Linked DNA regions of Homo sapiens: region 2 is linked to region 1. The links are chromatin loops, found by intact Hi-C in ENCODE. Cell type or tissue: heart left ventricle. All regions are shown on one strand. Links, peaks and the distances in the headings refer to the core of each region. The heading gives the core; the rest is flanking DNA. Region 1 overlaps IRF2 (interferon regulatory factor 2). Region 2 overlaps IRF2 (interferon regulatory factor 2).

Region 1 (9,398 bases), core at 716-8,715:
GGGGTGCAGCTAGCTACATCTGGAAGTTGTTCAACTGTTACGAAGGAGGGAAAACACTGCTCCTCTGAGACCTCCAATCTAAATTTGGTGCCTTGATTTTTCTCTCGCCTTTCTTTTCTTTTGCAGTATTTACCACACATGGTAACACTGCAGTTATCTGGGGGTGTCTTTGTTTACTATCTCTGTCCCTCCATGAGAAAAGAAATTGGGCCTCCTCCATCTATTTCCTGCTCCTAGTACTGAGTCTGATATACAGAAGGTGCTCAAAAATATCTGCTGAATCAGAGTGGGCCCTTTGGCAACATGTCTCTGTGCCTCAGTTTCTCTGTCTGCCAGGAAGCAGTTGCTGAGAGGACTCGCGAGGACCATCTTCCCTCTCCTTGGTTCCCGAGTTAAATAAATACTCTTTTGCCCACGTGAACCAAATAGTGAAAGACTGGGATCGCTAGCCACGAGCCGCCGGGAAACAAACATTTTTCCTGGGAGGTCACCCCAGCCTTCTTCCACGGAGGCTGACCCGTCTAAGTTCCTTTATCTGATCCTCAAAAGCCTTCGTTTCTCAGCCTTGAAATCTGGGGGCTGGAACTTGCATTCTGAGATGATTCCAAGACCTCCTCCCACTGACTATGTTATTTGAAGTTCTCTGTTTTACAAATTTTAGGCCCCAGGGGGCTGCTGGTATGTATAAAAAATGAGACGTCAAAACAGTTTACCTATGATGTTCACCGTACTATCCACTTCATTTTTTATAGTTGAAGTCAGGACCGCATACTCAGGAGAAAGATCACTTACTCCATTACTAAGCCCCAGAGATGACTCAACTGGTTCTTGCTAGGAAGAAGAAAAGAAAAAAGAATTGAGAACACTTCCTTTCCCCTCCCTTCTCTTAGCTGAAATTCTACCCTCTGCCTACTTTCTTTAATGCTAGGGTCATTCATGTTCAGCTGCCGAATACATTCATCCCCTGCTTCTTTAAACTGGCCTGTTTTAAAGCACATTTCTGCCCAGGGTGCACTGCTGGGTATTCAGCTCCTTCCATTTTCCTTCAAGGAAACGGTACCGGCCCATCTGGCTTGCCTTTAGGAAATGCTTCCACCTGCAGACAATAGCTTTGGGGCTACGCAGAGCTGCATCATTGTCTCTGTAAAATGCTGCACTGCGTGGATTCTACACTCTCCTCCTCTGAGGGGGTGCTCAAAAGAATCAATGCCTGGCTTTCACCAGGGAGGAATCATGCTACCTCTTTCATAATTATTTCTTAGGAAAAGCTCTGCCTCAGTGACTGGCCCAAGAACAGGAGCCCAGAGGACATTGTAGATGAATTCTCTGCAGATAAGTTTTGCCATGGCCTCTGGCCACCTGAGGCCCTGCATTGGATGGCTGGCTGATCACCCTGGCCTGAGTCCAGCCGGGCAACCCCACACCATGGGCTTTACATAAATGCCCTTCAGGTGGCTGAATATCTCATCCAGCCCAAGAATTCTGCACGTGCACACTAATGAAATAATGAGAACAAATTCCTTTCCCTTATTGGAGCTCTAAATGTGTGCTTTTTTTTCAAGTGCACCAGAACCCTCCACTCCCTTGTACTAAACAGCTCTGCAAAAGCCAGCCCTGAGGTGCCTGTGGACGTTCAGCTCTCAAGGTAAGTTTGCATCTGCTGCTACGATAGCAATCAAGTCAGACAAAAGCCACACAGGACAACACCCAAGGAATCCAAAGCGGAAGAGGGTAGAGAGCAGAAGGAACACAGGACTGGAAGCAGAGGATCATGCAAGTAGACGTGACTGTGCTTGGAAAAGTCAACAGTGGTCGGCTCTGAAACATGGTGGGTGTTCTCATCAGCTTATTTATACACTACTTGGAATCAATCCCCCCAAAATCCTCAAAAAGTCACTAACGGAAGGAGGGGAAATAACCTCCTCCTTCATAATCCCACCTGGCAAACTCCCACCTTAATAACATGACTTCAAAGGCATCACTCCACTGTATAGCTCGGTTTTTAAACAAACCATACACTGCCTGGTTTACCAGATGTCCCGAAGGTCCAGCGTAAGGGCAGGCCCAGAATATCCATCCCTACCAGGCACGATTTTTACTCCTTTCTCCCCCAGCATCTTGCACTCTTCTCTCTTACAAGTTCTAAATAAGAAGTCTGCCTTTTCTTGGGCCAAGCACGGTGGCTCACCCTGGAATCTCAGCACTTTGGGAGGCTGAGGCTGCAGGATCGTTTCAGCCCAGGAGTTCGAGACCAGCCTGGGCAACATAGCAAGACCCTGTCTCTACAAAAAATGAAAGCATTAGCCGGGTGTGGTGGTGCACGCCTCTTGTCCTGGATACTTGGGAGGCTGCGGTGTTGGGAGGCTCTCCTGAGCCCGGGAGTTCAAGGATGCAATGAGCTATGATCATGTCACTGCACTCCAGCCTGGGTGACAGAGCGAGAGCCTGATTCTTAAAGACAAAAAAAAAAAAAGTCTGCCCCTTCTGAAAACAAAAAACAAAAAACAAAAAAAACCCACTTGCCTGTGACCTGGGTGAGTCAGCAGGTTTTCCCTTCCTTCACAACCAAACTTCCGACCCGCTGTCTGCCTTTCCGGACTTCGCCTCTCCACCTGGGCCCCCATTAGTTCCTGTGGTCTCGCTTCCTCTCCACCTGCAGAATCAAGCTCCCAGAAGGGTCTTGAGAGCTCGGGCTTTGGAATCAGAAGGGCCTGGAGCAAAGCCTGGCACCTCCACTCCTCACTGGTTGCAGCTCCTTATTTAACCTCTGTAAGCCACCCTAGGGCACTGCGGACAGTTGTAAACTGAGGACAATAATAGGACCCACGTCATAGGGATAAGGTGAAGATTAAATGAGCTAACTACGTACATGGCACTTACTAGTAAATAAGCACTCACCATTACCAAAGGTCACCAACAAAACTGTGCTCTCCCAAATCCAATGGCCTTTTCTCAAATCCCTTCCCCCAGCCCCATATGCTGACCTCTGATGGACCATGCTATCCCTCCATGGCGGCCTGAACTGTCTGACACTGCTGCAATTCTCCATCTCTCCAACAGCAGCCTCCTTTCTCAATGGCGTCCTCAATGACCCCTGGTCAGTTTCCCCACCCCGAGTCATGCCCCACCTTTCACTAGTCCACCTCCATCTCTTCAACTCCCTCAAAAAGAACTAAGCACAGGCCTCTGAAGAAGTTACAAGAGAACTGCTCATTTGTATGGGCTTCCTTTGCTGTCTGACCTTATTTTTTTAGTCATTCTGTTTCTAGGTTTCTTATAAAAGTAATGAGGCAGTCAGGCTTGCATATATTTAAAAAGCTAAATTAATTCTGATTTCTCCATTGAAGACCTCTAAGTGTTACACATGATCTACAGTTTAATTAGTGACAAGTGATACTTTTATCACTTGAGAAAACGATGACTCAGAGACTAAATTAATTTTCCAAGATCACGCTACTTTTAGCCTGCAGAGACACCGGAACTGAACTCTGTCTTTGGTCACGAAATATGGTTCAATTCCAGGAGCTTTCTGTCTTAAGAAGCCCTTGTATCCTGCCCTAATTCCAGCGGAGACTGAGACACTCTTTTGAACACTGTTCTACTCTCTCTCCACACTTTTTTTTTTTTTTTTGACATGGGGTGTCACACTATCACCCAGGCTAGAGTGCAATGGCGTGATCTTGGCTCACTGCAACCTCCACCTCCCGGGTTCAAGAGATTCTCCTGCCTCAGCCTCCCAAGTAGCTGGGATTACAGGTGCCTGCCACCATGCCGGGCTAATTTTTTGTATTTTTAGTAGAGATGGGGTTTCACCATGTTGGCCAGGCTGGTCTCGAACCCCTGACCTCAGGTGATCTGCCCACCTCGGCCTCCCAAAGTGCTGGGATTACAGGCATGAGCCACCATGCCCAGCCTTCTACTCTCTCCATTCTTACCCTGTATCCTGCACTGACCACTTCTATAATGGCATCATATATTCCACCGATGGAGGCTAGGAGAGACTATTCCAAACACTGTGTTACTCCCCTCACCCCACTTCAAAAGAAACCCTGTCATTTCAGAGCCATCAGTGCCAATCATCTCACTGACACCGTCACTCTGGACAGACAGTACAGTCAATGGCACAGTAAAACGGAGCCAGCACCTCCCGAAACACCTCCATCCAGGGTGCAGAACAGGCCCAGGAGAGAAGGATCTTCACTAAACTGGGTCACAATTTTTGAAATGATTAGAAGTAGGAATATCTAAATCTAAGGTATATTAAAAATCCAAGGATCTCAAATGAAGAAAAGGGGTGTGGAGTTCTCTATGTAAAATAAACACAGAGATCCTGCAGGCCCTGAACACTCTTCGCCCGAAGCCTCTCCTGGACCCCCGATGCCCCACTCCTGCCCTGGCTCAACTCCTGCTTTGCTGCACCATAACCTGGCCCGGTTAATCCTGGTCAGGATTCACATCCCCTCTGTCTGCTCCCTTTCTCACTTTAGATAGAGACTCTTCTGTAAATCAAGTAACCCATAGCTTTCTTGGCTTTTAATTTTCTCCCCTTGCTCCAAAGATTAAAAAAAAAAAAAAAAAAAAAAAAGACTCTGCTTGGGTCCAGACTTCTCCACGGTGCATGAACTCCAGCAAACATTTATGTTCAAAAATCTTTGCTCTAATTGTAGAATCCAAGGATTGATCTACGTGGGTGCATGAACTCCGCCAAACATTGACGCTCAAGAACCTTTGCTATAATTACAGAATCCAAGGTTTGGTCTCTGGTTTAAGGGATTTTAAGCAAAAGCAAACTGGCACAAGAGAGAGTTCAGGGGCAGGAGCACACTTCTTTAGACCTGTAAAATAATACACCTTTAGCTGGTCTTGAAGCTACACTTGCTGAATGGGCTTGGGGACAGACCAGAGTTAGAGGACAGCAGAGGGACTCCCCTCTGCTCCGAGCCCATGCTGTCTCAACCCTGTGCTAATGCCCCTTGTCCCTGAAGTCCCATTTAATGGGCCTCCAGCCCACCTCCCACCTTCCAAAATGCTCTAACTCATCTGTGCAAAGCCAGTCTCTTTGAAGCCAGATTTAAGGACATCAAATTTAAGGACATCTCTAAGTCTCTGCTAACAGAACGTGTAGGCTGACAGCTGGACTTCACAAGCAGGTCAGGGAACTGGACCTTGGCGAGTGCACACACCCAGCACAGAGGCGCAATGCCACTGACAACAGAAGCTCTCGTAAGACAGGCTGGGGCCTCCTGCCCGGTCCCAGAACCACCTTCCTTCTGCTCCTTGCTTGGAATGAGGCCATCGTCATTCTCTTCCTCCCTTCTCTCACTGCAGCTTCCCTCTTGACTTTTTCCCTTAGCTCACTTTTCTCTGCATCTTCTCTGCGGGCCTTTGTCTGCATCTCTTAGAGAAGGCATCAGTTTCCAAAGCTACCAACGCCATTCTCAAGTAAATGACCACACATCTGCCCGTTGGGCACTCACTCAAGTGCTGTACCCTCCAACTTTCTAGCTGGCATTTACCTTCAGGGCTCTCTGTCACTTCAAAGGCAGCATGTCCAAAGCGAAACACCCTCTCCACAAAACGACCTGCATTCCCAACACTCGCTTCTGAAGGTGCAAAACGCCGGGGCCTCCTCTTTAGGCCGCTCTTATCTGCATCCTCCGTACCCTCTTCCACTTTCTGGAGAAATGTCTCCTCCCTCCATGCCAGTGGCACCAGCTACTGCCTTTCCACAGCAGTCTCTCCTGCCTCCCACTCCTTCCCATCCCGGTGAGAAAGGCCTCCCTTACATATCAATTCCCGCCTGCTCTAAGTGTGCTACAAGGAGTTCAACTGTGTCTCATTCCGTAAAACTGTCCCTCAAGCTCTTCCAACTGGGTTCGGAGCTCCCGTTCTGAGCTACCACATGGGAAGGGAGGATCCCGGGCAGGCAGAATAAGCCTGATAACCTGCTTCACCCAGGGCATCTCTCATCTTATCTGTTTTTCAAGTGAGTTGCTGGTGTGTGCTTTCATTTGATTAAAGTTTAAAAACTGAAGACCTCTTCCAACTAGTGAAGGGATCACTCCAGTAGCAGCCCTGCCAGGGAGTGTGCTGTGTTTTAATCCAGCTCAGGTCACTGTTAGAGCCAACAGCTCTATGAGAAAGAGCAGCCGAACCCCTATCTGCTTTTCTGTAACTTCTACCCATAGGTCTGTGCTCAGAACGAATACAGACCAGGCCTAATCTTTTCCAAGCGACTTTGGCAGCCCTTCCCAATTCTGTCTCCTTCATAACACTAACACTTTGATCCGGAAGCACTTTACAGTTTCAAGCATGTATGTTTCAGCTGCAAACAACCCTCCGAAGCAGGAAGTACCCATTTCTATTCGCCCCACCTACATGCCTGTATTTCCCATTGCCCTCTCACACAAACTCCTGCTCTAATTAAGCCAGTTTCCTGTCTCATCCAGGAAAGACAAACCAACTGTAATCTCCAGGCCTTCATTCCTGATGCCCCTAGTGCTGCGGAAGGACCAGTTTGACCCTGTCCACCCCTCAAGGCCTGGCTTAGGCCCCAAAGGCTACGAGGCACCCGGTGGACAAACTTGGATTCAAATCTCAGCTCTGTAAAGCAATGCAGCCTTGGGAAAATGAATCAGCTTCTCTGTGCACCCATTTCCTAAATGTATAAAAGGGAAATGACCTGCCCATCACAGGGAGAACTCAGTGAGACAAAAATCATAGCTGGGAACTTGGAATCAGCTCAAAAATATCAACTAGCACCCCTCTGTTTTAACTACTTCTATTCTTACTGTTCTTGGCCTTGTCTGAAGTCTCAGAGCAAACCGTTCCATGATATTTTCTGAAACATATACATGCACTGATGATGTAGAATCCAGGATTTCTCATTATTGTTTTTCTTTCTTTTTTGAGGTGGGGAAGGGGTCCTGCTCTGTTGCCCAGGCTGGAGCGCAGTGGTGCAATCACGGCTCACTGCAGCCTCAAACTCCTGGGCTCAAGCCATCCTCCTACACCTCAGCCTCCTGAGTAGCTGGGACAGGCATGTACCACTGTACCCAGCTGTTTTTCTTGTTCTTATTTCCTTAGATAACCAGTTACCGCCGCACAGGTGGGGCTTAGCTCAAGGAAAACATGGCTGACTGAGTTTGTAGGGATATGCTCACAAAGCGAAATGTCAGAGGATGCTGAGGCCGTTTCTGCACCTGCCACATGGCCAATGGGCCTTGGGTGTTCCAGTCTTGGGGAGACTATTTGTTGGGGGACATATAGCATGGAGATAAATCATGAGTGACCCCAAGAAAATTCTAATACTTGGCCTACATGTTGTAAACATTGTTTGCTAATTAAAACTTCAACTTGAAGATTGGGAAAAGCTTGCTTCAACAGCAAATATTCATACCTAGTTACCATATGAAAGACAAATTTCCTCAGTAGAAGAAACCTACGTAGTGTATCCAGTTACATATTTGGATAGACTAAGTAGGTTTAGTATATTTGCACAGGATATATTAACTCAGTGCTTGGGTGTTTTGATACACAATTAAAAAGTAATATATTAATAGCTAGTAATTGTCCTCTGACTTTCCAATTCCAGACGCCCTAGGGAGTTCACTTTTCAAACACTCTACAGAGACACTGAGTCCACACAATAGCTTGAACAGCCAGGAAGCACAGAACTCGGGAAGCCCACTGGCCTCTTCTGAGCTTCCCTGCTACACTGGAAAGCACAATGCAAGTAGATCTAAATTCAAAAGTAAGGCTGTGTTTAGGCCTAATGAATCACCTGCCTTCCGCTGAAGGAATCAGGTCCTTTCAAGAAAAAAGTTTCAGGTATGAATCATATCTTCACGGCACAAGGATTTCATAAAACACACTTGGCTGAGGTGGCTCTTGACCCACACGGCTGCACCTAACGGGATCTCTCACTTACTTCCCTGGGCCAGGATGGTCAAGCCCACCCAGGACCGTGCCTTCCACAACTTGCTCATTTCAGGGCCATGTGAAGACACCACCAGTGCCCATGTGGCTGTAGAGATCCCAGACAAACGGGACCACCACATGGCATGAACTACTAAGATGTACATTTCCTCGCATTGCCACATCCCTGAAAGAGGACATGCCTTTCAATCCATTACGTGTCATGGTTTCATTGCAAGCAGTTTTTCTAAGAGATACATAAAATAACAGTGCATCTTAGCATCATTGGCATCTGGCGTTCGATGGAATACAGTGGGTACATGTGAGCAAAGTGTGTTGAAAAGGCAACATCTGTTACTCCGTTCTTATTTCTCCATTAACTGCGATTATGAAATTAAATCTGCATCCTAATGGAAAACCCCTCACTCCCACCCCACATATCCTACTTATTTATACATCTATTTAGTCAACAAATGCGGATGCATCTATTCAGTTATCAAATACGTATTAGTGATCTGTTCTGGGCCAGGCACTGAGCTAGATAATGGGAAAAGAGTAGTAAATACGATTCAGTCACACTTGAAATTGTAGCAAATTCTCACACATGTGTGAGAAAGCTGTGCTTTTCTGACTAAATAACATGAATCAAAACGTAGGCCTTAAAAATACAAACTCAGCCAGGCTCACACTTGTAATTCCAACATTTTGGGAAGCCGAGGCAAGAGGATTACTTGAGGCCAGGAGTTTGAGACCAGCCTGGGCAACAGAATGAAACCTCACCTCTATAAAAGAAAATTTTTTTAAATTATCCATGCTTGGTGGCACACACCTGTAGACCCAACTACTAGAGGGAGGCTGAGGCGGGAGGATCACCTGAGCCCGGGAGGTTGGGGCTGCAGTGAGCTATGATCGCGTCACTTCACTCCAGCCTGGGTGACAGAGTAAGACCTTGTCTCAAAAAAAAAACAAAAAAAAAAAAAAACGAAAAAAAAAACTGTGAGAAACGATATGGCTAACAACTAGGTTTGTTCAATTGTAAAAAAAAAAAAATGTTTTAAGAGGTAATATAGGAGAAACATATATCCTTAAAAAATACTTAAAAGACATTCAAAAATCACATGTGGATTTTATATGGGTCTTAATTTAAGTAACAAACTACACGAATGTTATAACATGTATGAAACAACTGAAACTCTGACCACTGGCTGGATATTCACTGATATTGAGAAATTACTGTGAACTTTTTCAGGTACAGTAATGACATCATGGTATTTTTACAGAGCACTTATCTTTTAAATATATATACTGAACTATTATGGAAGAAATGCTATGAGGTTTGGAATTTGCTTCAAATTCCAAAAAATAGTTCAAAAAAAAGCTGAACTATAAAAAATTGTTTTGGGGCCGAGTGCCGTGGCTCACGCCTGTATTCCCAGCACTTTGGGAGACTGAGGTGGGCGAATCACTTAAGGTCAGGAGTT
Region 2 (9,398 bases), core at 755-8,754, 54 kb after region 1:
AGCACCTGTAAGTTAAGTAAATCCTCTCCTGTAACATTTTCAATTCACCCTGACTTCACCAATAGTCAGGATGACCACACCCAAAAGTGGAAAAAATGGGTCAGCTACATTCCCTACAGGGACCTTCCTCGCAGGCTTCCCAAGTTTCCACCCGCCTACAATGGAGAGAAGAAAGAGGAGCAGCAGTCCTGCCCCACATCCCCAGGTGTCCAGCCTCCGTCTGCCTTCTAGGGCCTTACCTTCAAAGGTCAGCTAAACAGTGTGTATGAGTTAAGTTTTCCCATATGAACAAAAATCCCAGCATCCTAAGAAAGAGCCAATAGAGATTTACCTTCAGGACTATTATTTTAAAGTGAGATTACACTTTGCTGTTCTTCTGTCAGTTGCAAATCCCCAAACCTACTAGAATTCACTTAAAACTAATCTACAGTGTTTTCATTGGAAGAAAGCAATCAGGAAAGCTCTGAGCCACTGAGCAGCTGGGAATTTCGCTGCTGAAGGTTTGGTTTAGTCTTTATTTTTCTAGCTGCTGGCCCTGCTAACATGATTCCATGAAGGTCGCATTTAATCTTGCAGAGAAAAGCTACCTAAGCAGTTCTTAGGTAGTCTTCAGTAAAAATAAATTGCCTTGGCTCTCTGGATAAGTCTGTTGCTTCAACCCAACAATTACAGTCAAAGAGAACAAATGAAGGCAACTGTAAAATACTATACTTGATTTCAAAAGAATTTCATCGCCTAGATGTTGTGGGCTGTGTTTGTTAATAACAAAGTTATTGTTAACAAAGAACCCATGGAAAAAGTAGCAGCTTCCAAATGTTTATCTTCAGGTCATCACCAAATATAGCTTATTTATCCCTACAAGAAAGTATTAGGATCATCATTGGAACTTAAACATCAAAAGAAGAAACTGATAATATTTTTTAAAGGTCTGGATACAAAGGAGAAAAACCGAACAATTTTTCACCTTCTGGGTGTGGAACCCCTAATACAAAGTAACAAATCCTAATGCAAAGTGACAAATCCTAATGTTTATGTGTTCAATTCATATACCATTAGGTTTCTAGTACAAACTAGATCTGTGCCACCCTTCCTGAGCTGGAATTCAGCCTTTCAAGCTAACCTTTGCTTTACAGCTGAAAATCAAATAAACTAATATTTATCTAGGTCTTAAAGGTGTCAAACACCGGTGAGGAATGCAAATAAATCGGACTGGATCCTGGCTCTCAAATAACTTACCACATAGGTGATACAAATGGAAAAATTCAAATAATCTAAGATTTTCATAACAGTTCAAGAGTCTAGAATGAAACATTCATCTCATCAAGATGCAGATAGCTAACTACCCTAGGAATGGGATGTAGAGTATGCTGCTTCTATAGAAATTCAGAGCATTTCATTGTTTTAGGCTGAAGAGATCAGGTATGGTTTGTGGGGAGAGCCACAGGGAGATTCATACAGTTATGACCAAAATAACCACTCCAACTCTACTTTCCTTCAGTCCTTTCAGGACTGTACTACAACTTTCCCCTGTATTGTCTTCACACCTTGATTGATTTCCTTATGCTGCACCAACCAAGATGGTAGCCACCAGCCACATGGGTCTACCATGCCCTTGGAATGTGGCTGGGCTGAATTAAGACGTGCTATAGGTGCAAAGGACACATTGGATTTTAAATACTCAGTATGAAAAATGGATACAAAATATCTCATTAGTATTTTTACATTAACGACATACTGAAATATTTTAGATAAAATTAGTTAAATGAGATATATTATTACAATTAATTTTACCTACTTCTTTTTACTTTTCTAAGTGGCTACTAGAAAATTAAAACTATACATGTGGCTCACATTATATTTGTATTGGACAATATCGTGCATATATATATATTTTTTTTTTGATGGGCTGTGGTACGGCATTCAGCCTCTGAACTCATAATGGTCATGCCCAATCCTACTTCCGTAGCAATCCAAAAACGTCTCCATGTTCATAAAGAGAGTGAAACTATTCTAATATTTTTTCAGATAAAAATTGGAGATTTGAGGTCTTCAGTTTGAAAAGTCAGAGGTCACACTCTGATTAAGCTCTACTGTCATTCTCCAACAGGGGTCTGGTAAAGGCAGGTGTGAGGGGAAAATACAACTTCTCAGGCTTCTTTCCAGACTCCTATAAAATGCCTTCACCTCCTAACACACAGAAATGAATAGAATATAAAGGGAAAAAATGTATAGGACACGAAGATAGGGAATGCATATGATGCGAAGATAGGGACCGTTTATGACATGAAGATAGGGACCGTATAGGACATGAAGATAGGGAATGTATTGGACATGAAGATAGACAATGTACAGCATATGAAGACAGCGACCATTTAGGACATGATGATAGGGAATGTATAGGATAGGAAGATATGAAGATAGGGAATGTACAGGACATGAAGATGGGGACTATATAGGATATGAAGATGGGGACTGTTAAGAAATGAAGATAGGGAATGTATAGGATATGAAGATGGAGACTGTTCAGGACATGAAGATAAGGAATGTATAGGGTATGAAGATGGGGACCATAAAAGGTCTGAAGATAGGACCATATATGACATGAAGGTAGGGAATGTATAGGATAGGGAATGTATGGGATATGAATATAGGAGCCATATAGGATATGAAAATAGCGACTGTATAGCATATGAAGATAGGGAATGTACAGGACATGAAGATAGGGACTATACAGGACATGAAGACAGGGAATGTTCACTCTCACTTCCCCTACAAACATTTTATACTTCACTTACCATGAGAATTAGATCTGTAGCCATTTGTGTACATTAAATGCTCTTTTCCAAAAGGATAATAAAACCTCTAATCTCCTCAAGAGGACCAAATAATTTCACCTTGGTTCCCAAGGTGCTGGGAAGACGTATCTCCCTAGGCATGTGTATTTCAAAAAGCATGAAAAACAGACCTTGGAGACATCCCCAGGTTACAAGTGTCTCACATTCTGAAAGGTTAGGATAAGACCCCTGGAACCTTTTCATCCCATGTCAGGGGAGCTAAGGTGTTTGTCTGTTTGGTTTTCCTTTTTCTTCTTCTTTTTTTTTTCTCTCTCTCTCCTTTTGGGACGGGAGAGGGACAGCTGCTCTGTCCCTGTCAACAAAGTGTAGCCCACATGTACATTCCATTAGTTTTCAGTGTCACCTAAGGGTCAAGGTTTAGGGGCCTGACACAATAGTGTCACTCAGGCTGTTGCCCCAGTTGTAAATATCAACAAGGAACTCTTTTCTCCTACCCAGGGGTTTTGTGTTTCTGCAGTATTCATATGTATAAAGAATGTTAACTGTGAAGTGAAATCATATCTCAAGCCCTTCACAGTTACTGACAAAACATTATGTCCCAACCTCACCAAAAAGCCACCAATCTAAGTGTCTCCAAGTAGCCACAGCTGTCTGAGGACAAAGGCTTCCAAGAGCCTGGCCAGGAAAGCCCTGGCTCTAGAGCCTGCTCCACACATGGAGGCAGAAAGGCTCGAGAATGGCCCCGTCCATGCACAGCCTCCTCCTCGGCAGCACCCAGTGTGTTTTTCCTAACCTTACGTGGACCAGAGGTGAGGGCAGAGATGACATATTAGCACTCTCTTGAGAATATTTTTCTGGTTAAAAGGGTAATTGGTAATTGTGCTTGCTGTTTTAAATTTGGAAAATACAAAAATGTTTCAAGAAGGAAAAAAAAAGCCAAACACCCACAATTTCACCATCAAAAAGATATGTTTTCTTCCAGGTTTTTAAAAATACCCCAATATACACATATGTTTTAAAAATAAAACTAGAAGCACAATTTCATATCCTTTTTTCCCCACCCAATCAGCATAGATCATAAATATTTTCCCATCACTAAACGCTGCTCGAAAACACGAGCTTTATAAGCTACCTATAGTCTGTCTGGATGTGCCGTAATTCGTTCAAATGTGTCTCTATTGTTGGATATTTAGCTTGTTTCCAAGTTTTTACATAACAAAAGCTAATTCAATAAACATCCGTGTACATACATCTTTGTTCCCATCTCTGGTTACTTCACGTAAGTAGGTTCCAAGAAGCAGAATTTCTGGAACAGAGAGCTTAACATTTTTAAGACTTTAAGTATATAGCACCAAGGTAAATTCCAGAAAGTTTATTTCAATGTAGAATCCTGACTACAGTCACTGTGGAGTACTCAGTGCCCCACTCAGTGACCCACACTACCCACTTATGGAATTCATAGTTCAGTTTTAACTTGTCCCATCTGGTTGTTTTTTGTTTTTTGTTTTTTTTTTGAGATGAAGTCTCACGCTTGTCACCCAAGCTGGTGCGATCTCGGCTCACTGCAACCTCCGCCGCCTGGGTTCAAGCGATTCTCCTGCCTCAGCCTCCCGAGTAGCTGGGACTACAGGTGCCCGCCACCATGCCCAGCTAATTTTTGTATTTTTAGTAGAGACGGGGTTTCACCATGTTGGCCAGGCTGATCTTGAACTCCTGACCTCAGGAAATCCGCCCGCCTCGGCCTCCCAAAGTGCTGGGATTACAGGCGTGAGCCACCGCGCACGGCCAATCCCATCTGTTCTTTAGGAAAACACATTATCAGCCCATTCTATTTCCCTGATTCCATATTTACCTCCCACAATCTCAATAGCACAATTACATTGATTTATCATTACAAATTACAAATATGAATGCATTAAATTATTACATGTGCCCTGAAAATACATACATCTATTATGTATTATTTCAAGAGTTTAAAAATAAAATAAAACAGTACCAAGGAAGATCAGTACGGGGGGAGAAGGCCTAAGAGAGCTATTACCGTATTTCCGTGGTTGCCTCCAAAGGCAATTTTAGATTGAGTTTGGGGCCTCACATAGTGAGTATCAGTTTCCCCATCCCCAAACAATGCATCAACATCAGCACACTTATACATTCTGAGAAATGCACCATTAAGCAATTTTGTCATTGTGTGAACATCACAGAGTGTACTTACACAAACCTACATGGTATAACCTCCTACACACCCAGGTTTATGGTATGGCCTATGGCTTCCAGGCTGCAAACATGTACTGCAGGTTACTGTACTGAGGACCGTAGGCCACTGTAGCACAATGGCAAGTATCTGTGTATCTAAACATAGCAAAAGGTAAAAGTATGATATTATCATCTTATGGGGCCACAGTCATGTGTATGGCCCATTGATGACCTAAACGTTGTGATGCAGCAACATCACTGTACCCTAAGGTGACTTCAGCCATGTCCAAGTGACAACTACTCACAACTTCATGTTTCCTGGTGGTATAATGTCAGCAGCTGCCTAGCAGTTTTCCCATCAGCCTTTCTCATCCCCAGGATAAAAGGATCTGATCCCACAGTCAGCAGTGGAGGGTCCTCCAGTCTTTCAACTGGTCCTTGAGTTATCACTAATTGCCTAACCAACTTCACCTCACCCCTCCGATCTCTAAAACTCTTTCAGTGACATTTATGCAAAGACAGAAAATCTCCCTGCCTGATTGTCTCTTCACTCTCTCCCATTCAAGAATCCAGGAGTCACTAGTCACCTATTTTCCTTCTCATCACCCCATCCCCCAACTCTCACTTTCCACCAGCCTCCCATTGCTATCCTTTCACCCGACACACCCATCATATCTAGGTGTTAAGACACTCTTATCACCACTGTAATTTTTCTCATCTTTTCCAATAGATCTAGGGTAAAAAGGACAAAAGAATTCTTTCAAAAATAACATGGTAGATATTACTTGAAATAAAGCAATTTGTATGCAGTCCCTCCTCATCTGAAAGGTCAATCTCATGAAATGGGAAAATTGGTAGGATTCTAAGCTTAGGGGGCCAGGACAGCGTATTCTGTCTACAGAGTACTTCTTTGGATCTTCCCAAAATCTGACATTCATAAGAACAATTAAAATGTACACTCAATAAGAACAAATTAAAGTGTATACTCATCTCTCCTTTGATGGCATTAGGTGTGCGAGTATCAAATGCCTTCAGCAGATAGCAACAGTGTTAAGTATGCCCAAATGAAATTATTTATGAAAATCACACAGCAAGTAGTTAATTCTCAAAAATCGTCATTTAATGAAAACAGGACAGGCTTTTATCACACAAAATCCTAAATTAAGGTATTTTGCTGAACTAAATTAGTCTTGCCTTTGGGATAAAAATACTTAGAATCCATCATCAGAAGGAACCTCACACACCTGCTTCTCATCTGCAGCCATTCTTTGTCAACTCCGCTCTTTCTTGCTTATCAGAAGGGAATACTAAACTGATAAAGGAGTTATAAACCAAAATAGAAACAAAACAAAACCAAACGCCTAATTCTCCATGGCCTTCCTGGACAAAGAGACAAATACATAAAATAAAATAAAGTCCTTCTTGCCTCTTCAAAATGGAAAACTGGGCTGGGCGCGGTGGCTCACACCTGTAATCCGAATACTTTGGGAGGCTGAGGCGGGCAGATCACCTGAGGTCAGGAGTTCGAGACCAGCCGGCCAACATGGCGAAACCTCATCTCTACTAAAAATACAAAAATTAGCCCGGCGTGGTGGCATATGCCTGTAATCCCAGCTACTCGGGAGGCTGAGGCAGAAGAATCACTTTAACCCAGGAGGCGGAGGTTGCAGTGAGCCGAGATCACACCACTGCCCTCCAGCCCAGGAGACAAGATCGAGACTCTTTCTCAAAAAAGAAAAAAAAAGGAAAATTCAATGTATCACAAACTTAACATGAGTCCCATTTCTGTATGGCAAGCAAGGGCAAGTGGGCAGAGCCAACAGAGTGACCACAGGCCCCTGTCCGAAGTGCTTTTTAAAATGTGGAAAGAGGTTTCATCTGAGCCAAGGAAAAGATCAACTATTTGGCCCTGGGAAGAGATCCTCGATTCAGTGGCTTTCCATTTCTACTCTGGCCACACACCTGAGGGAGGCTGGGGAGCAGGGATCCAATGGTGAATAAGAGGCTCGCTATCAAGGCAGGAAGGGGAAGGAAGGGAAAGGGGGCTACAGATAGTCTCAAATCTAAAAGGTCCCGTGTAATTTCTAAAAGTCCCCTCCCCAGGTGATTTTCACAACACACACAGGTTCTGTCTCCTGAGGATGACAGAATTATCCAGCCACATTTTACAGTGAAAACTTCCAAAGGAGGAAGTGATTGGAGAACTAAAAGGCCACTCTAGGCATCTGAGTTCATGCACCTTCCACCGCAGAGCCTTGTACACAGCTGGCTGTCAAGAAATATTTAATAAACAAATGAAATAATAACACAATGTGTGCATTTAAGAAAACCATTGCATGTGTTACTACATTTAACAAAATCAATTATTCATTTAAAATAATTGCATGGGGTCCCTGGATCCCCAAGCAGACCAAGTTATTGATGGAGGGTCCCGGCTAGTTTCAGTGCCTCAGAAAGCCTAACGGGATGGTGAGTTTCTCTCACACGGAGCCGGCCAGCCTGTCCAACACACCACGGGTCTCTACCTTTGGCTATAATGAGTTCAGTGAGATTTGATGATACCAGTTTTCTCAAGGCAATCAGGAGTTCTGACTGGAAGTCATATGTGTTTCTGAGGAATAAAAATGGGCACTAGGGCCGGGTGCAGTGGCTCACGCCTATAATCCCAGCACTTTGGGATGCTGAGGAGGGAGGATCATTTGAGGCCAAGGGTTTGAGACCAGTCTGGGCAACATAGCGAGACCCCGTCTCTACACAAAAATGTATGTCGGGCTTTGGGGTGGCACATGCCTGTTGTCCCAGCTACTCAGGAGACTGAGGCAGGAGGATCACTTGTGCCCAGGAGTTTGAGCCTGTAGTGAGCTATGATCGAGCCACCGCACTCCAGCCTGGTGGACAGAGTGAGACTTTGACTCTAATAAAAGAAAAAGGATACATGAAGTCTACTTAAATAAACACAATTTGTTTCAGAGACAGTTTGTCATAAGATGGAGCTTCTGAGGGGGAAAATTATTTTTAGGGGATCTTTGAAGGTCAATGCCAAGACTTCAGGCCTGCTGCTTGCTCTGAATCCAACGAGCCTCAGACGGAGTCCCAGGGACAAAGGGGACCTGTGAGCTGTGTTTCCTGCTTGTGTGTTTTCCTTGGTACTCTATAAAAAATACTGTCTTCATGTTCAAATCTGGACCCTATATGTTATTCATCATTCTTTGTTCTTTGTTGATAAATTAAAGTTTGATGGAACTTCCTCACCCACTTTTCCATCAGTCACTCCCGCCACCAGAGCCACTCCTCAATTCAGCACACTGTGCATGAAGCTGGCATCGTGCACCGACCACTGATTACACTCAGGCCAAACACAGGGGGCCGACGGGGCAGGCAGAGACCGAAGGTCCTGACCTCCTACCCCTGTGCAGGAAGGAACATCATGTCTCATACAGATGAAAAGAAGAACTAATTTTTACTAATAATAACTGACATTTCACCGCAGTTTCGTTTATTTGCATATATTACGTATTGTAATATATGTTATAAATATATGCTATCAGTTAATATTTACTTTCATGTATGTTGTCACATATACAGTGTTGGGCACACAGTAAGCATTCAATAAATGCACATGAGCCAAGATGGTAAAGCAGGCCGGCGCAGTGGCTCATGCCTGTAATCCCAGAACTTCAGAAGGCTGAGGTGGGCAGATCACCTGAGGTCAGGAGTTCGAGACAAGCCTGGCCAGCATGCTGAAACCCCGTCTCTACTAAAAATACAAAAATTAGCCAGGCATGGTAGCGCACGCCTGCGCACACCTGTAGTCCCAACTACTCGGGAAGCTGAAGCACAGGAATTGCTTGAACCTGGAAGCAGAGGTTGCGGTGAGCTGAAAGTGTGCCACTGTACACCAGTCTGGGCAACAGAGCAAGACTCTGCCTCAAAAAAAAAAAAAAAGAAAAGAAAAAAAAGGTGGTAAAAGCAAAATACTACAATCAGCCCAGTGCACACCTGCAATGACAGATAATGAAGAAGTTGACACGAGAGTGAAGAAGATTCAGACTAAAGCACAGAGAGGCTTGGGAAGATTTTCTTATCTGACATAAAGAGGGAAAATACATTGGTCCAATCACTGTTATTTCCATATCATTTGGTCTCCATGGATACCACCTAACTTTCCTTCTGACAGGAAAAAATTCACTGACAATATCGGATTCCACTGTGAAATTTTTTTGATACTTTATATAAAAGTTATTCCATGTTTAATCTTTTATCATTATTTATATATGCTCAGAAGTAAAATCCCTCCTTGCTGGAAATTCTATGAGAAAGATAGTGTCTAATCCAGTCATGATTATCTGGCCTTTTTACACTAAGAATAATCTGATATAATTTTGAAAGTTAATGCCTTACACATTT

What was found. Hi-C counts contacts between places; a loop is a spot of excess contacts. Peaks named below come from ENCODE experiments on the same cell type or tissue, not always from the same donor. Only the 100,000 strongest peaks of a DNase experiment are listed, where the experiment ranks them.
Region 2: it touches region 1 in a loop (2.6-fold over the local background); 51 of 110 quality-filtered maps call a loop at or near these places.

What each region holds. Positions count from the first base shown.
Region 1 is chr4:184,407,445-184,416,842 of GRCh38, forward strand. It overlaps IRF2 (interferon regulatory factor 2), which reads right to left. Exons shown (of 9, transcript NM_002199.4): 6 at 714-831. Among named protein-coding and RNA genes, the nearest start is that of LINC02362, 30 kb to the left of the region's middle. RefSeq lists a silencer at 5,811-6,105. In heart left ventricle, for the core only: no CTCF peak of the experiment used is centred there; no DNase peak of the experiment used is centred there; H3K27ac peaks cover 3,095 bases.
Region 2 is chr4:184,461,769-184,471,166 of GRCh38, forward strand. All of the region lies in intron 1 of IRF2 (interferon regulatory factor 2), which reads right to left. Among named protein-coding and RNA genes, the nearest start is that of IRF2, 8.1 kb to the right of the region's middle. In heart left ventricle, for the core only: no CTCF peak of the experiment used is centred there; no DNase peak of the experiment used is centred there.